2 separate regions of the Homo sapiens genome follow, and region 1 is linked to region 2. The links are chromatin loops, found by intact Hi-C in ENCODE. Cell type or tissue: PC-9. All regions are shown on one strand. Links, peaks and the distances in the headings refer to the core of each region. The heading gives the core; the rest is flanking DNA. Region 1 overlaps TTLL7 (tubulin tyrosine ligase like 7). Region 2 has its middle 63 kb from the start of SSX2IP.

Evidence for each region. Hi-C counts contacts between places; a loop is a spot of excess contacts. Peaks named below come from ENCODE experiments on the same cell type or tissue, not always from the same donor. Only the 100,000 strongest peaks of a DNase experiment are listed, where the experiment ranks them.
Region 1: a loop joins it to region 2, with 7 times the contacts of the local background. A loop is called at or near these places in 19 of 110 quality-filtered maps.

Annotation. Positions count from the first base shown.
Region 1 is chr1:83,904,272-83,907,197 of GRCh38, forward strand. TTLL7 (tubulin tyrosine ligase like 7) reads right to left here. Exons shown (of 21, transcript NM_024686.6): 17 at 2,058-2,192. Among named protein-coding and RNA genes, the nearest start is that of LINC01725, 45 kb to the left of the region's middle. In PC-9, for the core only: a CTCF peak has its summit at 1,175; no DNase peak of the experiment used is centred there.
Region 2 is chr1:84,752,302-84,755,227 of GRCh38, forward strand. No RefSeq gene overlaps it. Among named protein-coding and RNA genes, the nearest start is that of SSX2IP, 63 kb to the left of the region's middle. RefSeq lists a silencer at 1,344-1,393. In PC-9, for the core only: CTCF peaks have their summits at 1,426 (motif pointing left) and 1,628; a DNase peak (open chromatin) is centred at 1,410.

The DNA.
Region 1 (2,926 bases), core at 205-2,704, 850 kb before region 2:
AAAAACACATGTGCAAAGATTTCTAATACAAATTAAAGAAACCATCTACATCCAAAGCTTTCTATTCTAGTTGTATTAAGAATACAATCTCTGTGGCCCACACCTGTAATTCCAGCACTTTGGGAGGCTGAGGCAGGCAGATCACTTGAGGCCAGGAGTTCAAGACCAGCCTGGCCAATATGGCAAAACCCTGTCTCTAAGAAAAATGTAAAAATTAGCTGGGTGTGGTAGTGCATGCCTGTAATCCCAGCTATTTGGGTGGCTGAGGCACAAGAATCACTTGAATCCAGGAGGTGGAGGTTGCAGTGAGCTGAGATTATACCACTGCACTCCAGCCTGGGCAACAGAATGAGACTCTGTCTCAAAAACAAAAAACAATCTCCAATGAATGAAAGTCAAATGTCTTCAGGCACATAAGATTTGGCAAGAAATCCAAGAAATAGATTTTTCATTTGTATTTTAGAGGCTGATTTATCATTCATAGTAATAAAATATTGAATAATGCATTAGAAGGCAGCCTATATGAGAATTCTACTACTTTGTTTTATTTTTGTGCAAGTCTGCAAAACTTCTGAATATATAGTCTTGTAATATATACTGTAGTAAACAGATTAAAATATTTACCACATGTAGTGAACACACAATAAACAATTTGATGTCTGCTATAAATATTCATTATATTTTATTAATTATATAAGCCTATATACATTCTTTATAGAACAATCATGATAGTCAGAAATATTAGTTTTACTCTTTGATTGTTTAATTTTCTTCTACCTGATTCAAAAAGATGGGATATAACTAATATCTCTAAGAAATATATAAAATAAAGTGCTACAAAGTCATTGGCTATATATAGAAAATTTTATCAAATAAGATGACATAGGTAAATAAAAGCACATCTAGTATAATACTTAACATCCAATGCTTTCTTTCATTTCCTTTAATGTAACTAAGTAGCACCTAGCTTGCAAACAAGTTACCATTTTCACTTTTTAAAAATATATATAACAACAAAATATATAATAATTGGGGGCTTTGCTTATGACTGTGTCATCAGTACATAATATAAATTCTAGTTATGGGTGTTTTTTAGCAAGAAAGTCTCTTTTATTGTTGTTTGTTTGCTTTTTGTTTCTACACACTTACTTCAGACAGGTCTAAAGTATATGCTAAAAAACGAAAATGCCAAGTGCATGGCTGTAGTTTTTATCCTATAACTGGCCACTAGATGGTGCCCTCTCCTCTGGGAAAAAAAAACATATATTTTATATACATAATTTATAAAATTATATCTGTAAAAAAAAAAATGGCCCAAAATATATTTTTATATATTTATAAATATACATATGGCCCCCAAAAAACAAGGTTCTATTACTGAAGGAACGAAAAGGATGTTTGAATGAAGAAATGTAACCTTGCATGAAGAAATGCGCTTTCACAAAAATTATCTGAAATAACTTGGACCCTCTTTCTAAATTAGGAGTAAGTCACTGGTTTTAATGTGAATTTTAGGACCCTCTGACATTTTAGAATGTTCCACTGGGTGGTGCACATGTGTGTGTAACAAGAAAAACACACAGCTCAGCATAAGTCATTTCAAAAATCTGACCCCAAAAATGTGACATTCAAGGTGTCACATTCAAATATTCTTGACATTTTATGCCACAGCCCCACATTTTTCATCATACCCCATTCCATATTAGTTCTTTCTAAATCTTTATAGAAGCAGGTTTAACATGATATTTGATTAATCATTAAGAACAATAATTATTTAACACTAATTATTCTGACTTGATGAAGCAGACTTATCATTAAAATAGCACTATATACTAAAAGATACTTTGTACTGCTGATTATAATCTGATCTCACTGTCCATGAATTGTAACAATTAAAATAAACCCCTGTATTTTCTAAAGCTAGTAGAGGTTGAAAAGAACATCAATTAAATTTACTATGTCACTGAGCATAATGCCTTCAGGAAATAAATTTTAATATTTTAAGAAGAATAAAAAGGTACCAGCTCCTTGGCATTTTAGATACATCACATACTCACATCTTCTATCAGAAGTTCTGATTCTGCATCTGACTTTCCTGGAAACCGGATCTTCATGTCTTTGAGAACAAATAAGGTCTGACTTGTTAGATCATCTTCTTGTTCTTTTGTTTTCAGTTGCCGCAAAGACTCACTCTTAAATTTGAAAGAATACAGATATTTGGAGGGGGTCTTATTTCATTGTGCCAGTATAATCTGAAAGATATTTCTAGGTAAAAATGATGCACTTTTAACTGAAAACAATAACAATGAAAAAGGAAGAAAATTTTCTTTTACACTTGTGAATTCTTTGGATTAAATGGATATGAATCCCAAGAGTGTCTTTCACACTTCCACAAGGTTATACTTATTTAGCTCAAAGTACTAAAATAAAAATATAAATACTTAAAAAGGACTTCCTGGTCAGTTTCATTTGCTACATATACCTTAGGCAATTTTTCTTGATTAGAAAAAAAAATTCATTGTTACCAAGTGAAATTCACTCACTTATATTTCCTGACTTCCCTTTGGAAACATGATCCATATTAAATAAACAAATTAAATAAATCCTTAGTCTATGTGAAGGTAGTCGGAGCTATCTATTTGAGCATCTAAAAGTAAGCCTTCTTACAAACTAAATTCACTACTTTCTAAATATCAAATCTCTGGGATTCATGCTAACAAGGGAATACTATATGTTAATTTAACATACAGAACACATTATAAATAACATTGTACTTAAGTGCTCTAAGGAGAATTTATCATTTTTTAACCTATTAATCAACTGTCCCATTAAGTAAAATTTTCCAAATTTCCTCAAATTTAAAGATAGACTGCATAATACACTGCAAAACCATACATTTCCTCAGGTAATTTTCAGTAATATTATC
Region 2 (2,926 bases), core at 323-2,822:
TTCCTGGCCTCAAGTGACCCTCCCACCTCAGCCCCCCAAAGTGCTGGGATTACAGGCATGAGCCACCTCTTACCCTGAGCCTGCCCATTTTCCCATGCATCCATCCTCCCATCCAGCTCTTATTGAGAACCTGCTGTGTTCCTGTGCTAATCGTGGTGGTTACTAAGGTGGGTAGGGCAGTGCCTGCCTCTAGATCCCAAGTCTAGTGAGGCAGAAGAGAAGTGAGGGGGTAATGACCACAATGTGAGAAGCGCTATAAGGGGGGCAGTGGCCCACGTCTCCCAACTCATGTCACAGTGCAGTGCTCTCTCACCATATGCTTTTTGACTGCTTCTCTCAGACTTCTTTTTTTTTTCTTTTTTTTTTTAGATGGAGTCTCTCCCTGTCGCCCAGGCTGGAGTACAGTGGTGTGATCTCGGCTCACTGCAACCTCCACCTCCTGGGTTCAAGCGACTCTCTCCCTCAGCCTCCCAAGTAGCTGGAATTACAGGCGCCTACCACCACGCCTGGCTAATTTTTGTATTGTTAGTAGAGACGGGGTTTCATCATGCTGGCCAAGCTGGTCTTGAACTCCTGACCTCATGATCCACCTGTCTTGGCCTCCCAAAGTGCTGGGATTACAGGCGTGAGCCAGCGTGCCTGGCCTCTCAGATTTCTTAAACTCTGCCCCACCAGCAAAGATTTTGTTAAGCTTTATATCCCATAGTTTGTATTAGGAAAACAATAGCTGTGTTAAAAAATTAAATTGTTATAATATTGAATATGCATTTTCTAAGTGTTCACGTGTCTAAAGCAACAGGTGATACAGTGGGAACTGCAATACGGTGTGAAAAGGAAATTATTTAAACAAATAATAATAATCGAATTATCTTCAAGACATTTCCTTTGGCCAGGAATAACATCTGAACAGAAGCGTGACCCTGGCCTAAAGGTTTCTGCATGATCCGGTCCCTACCTGCTCATCCCTGGCCACAACCTCTTCCCTCATTGTGCAGCAGCCCTGGTGGGCTTCGCTGTCCCTCTTCTTCGTACACTCTTCACCTATCCCTTCCAGGTCCACGGCCCTTCTTATCCTTCAGGTCTCAGCCTAATAAGTCATCAGACAGGTCTTCTCTGACGACTTTGCAAAAAAGCTGTTGCCCACCTTAGTCTCCATCCTAGGAGTCTGATCTTTTCCTTCATAGACCTAATCACAAAGTGTAATTATTTCATTTGTTTGGTTGTCTCTCTTGCTAGACTGTGAACTCCACAAACTGTTCACCAGCCTATCCCCAGAGACTCGCATGGTTTCTGGCACATGGCAGACACTATAAATACATTTTGAATAAATGCATGTTAGGGCGGCTCACAGAAAGCATCTACTTGAAAGGGAGGACATCTCACCAGCGGGGGACAGCGCTGCAGAACCCAGCAGCGGAACAACAGCGACACCAAGTGGCCAGTCCGCATTACCCACAGCAGCTGTTCCTTGCCAGAAATCTCAGGCCTTGGAAGGCTGATGCTTGTAATTTAATGTGGATACTAATCCATTAAGCTTGTTTATTCATTTCCTTAATTTAAAAAAAATCTAGAAACTGCCCTCAAATATCTCCCACTATAGAGTAGGACACTTGAAAGCATGTGGCCACTAGCTAGACAGACTTTAGGAGTTGCTATGGTAACTTTTCCCTTTTTTGCTAACCATTTGGAAACCTTACATTTTTCAAATCTGCATGCTTTGAAAAGGCCTGCTTGATTCTACTTTGTTTTTCAAGCTTTGCTTTGATTTACTGTATTTAATTTGCTTCACCTTCTAATTTGTTAAATGACATGTTATTAAAATTCCCCAGGGGGCCAGCAGGAATCTGTGCCGCTGAGAGACAGCATGCATTCTGGAAGTCGGTGATTCACATCTGAGCACTCAGAGGAGATTTTGGAAACCCATTAGGTTAGCAGAGCCGCTCTGGGCAGAATCAGCGCTGGCAGGGACGCTGCATTTGACAACTCAAGTCTTTAGGTGATGCTGAAAAGCCTGCCCTAGCTTCTCATTTCCTCCGTCCCCCAGCGAATCGTTCTTTGCTGCTGCTGTCCTCGGTGTGAAAAGGTGACCCCCCCACTGCCCATCGCACCTGCTTGCTATCTCTCGTCGGTCACCCCCTACAAGACCGGAAAACAGGTCTAAAAAAGCCAGAGCGTTCCGCGCTCAATTACAATGACGCTAAAATGCATCCTGAGGCCTGTCCATCGCGGATTTGAGAAGAGCCGCAGCAGCAGAACACGCCATTAGGCGATAATGGCCCGGGCCCGCTTCAGTCATAGGGCCGGGAAATGAGGGTGATTTAGTGACGCTGCCAATGCCCGACACCATCGCCGCGGTAGGCAAATGGCAGCAAATGGAGGTGTTAAGTAAAGGAAGTGCAGACAAACCATGGTTGCAGAAAGGCTCCTAATATTGATAGAGCTAACCCAGGAGGAAAGCTGGGGTAAAATTTCTTTACATTGCGAGAAAAAATAGATCCCAGCGCTCTCCTAAACATTATTATTTGCTTTAGGGTCCATCTTGTCCTTCATATGAAAATGGAGACAATTTCTCTCAGCGAAGACCGAAGCCCCGGTGCCCATTTTGCTAGCGGCATGTGCTTCCACTCCACTCCGCACCCCGCTCATTTTATTTTTAAAAAATAATAAATATGTGTTCATTGTTTAATCAGATGCATGTCCCTTATGTAAGAAAAAAGGTCATATGACAGGGAACTGTGAAAGTATGAAAGTGAAAGTCGTGTGTGTGTGTGAAATACACATACACATTTATAAATATATGTGTATATATACATCTGTACACATACATGTATACAATTTAGGCGTAAAATTCCACTTAATGATGCAATTATCTCGTGCTATTTCTGGAGTGCAGTCTTGACTGTTCTTTCGACTTTGGTCCAGTTTG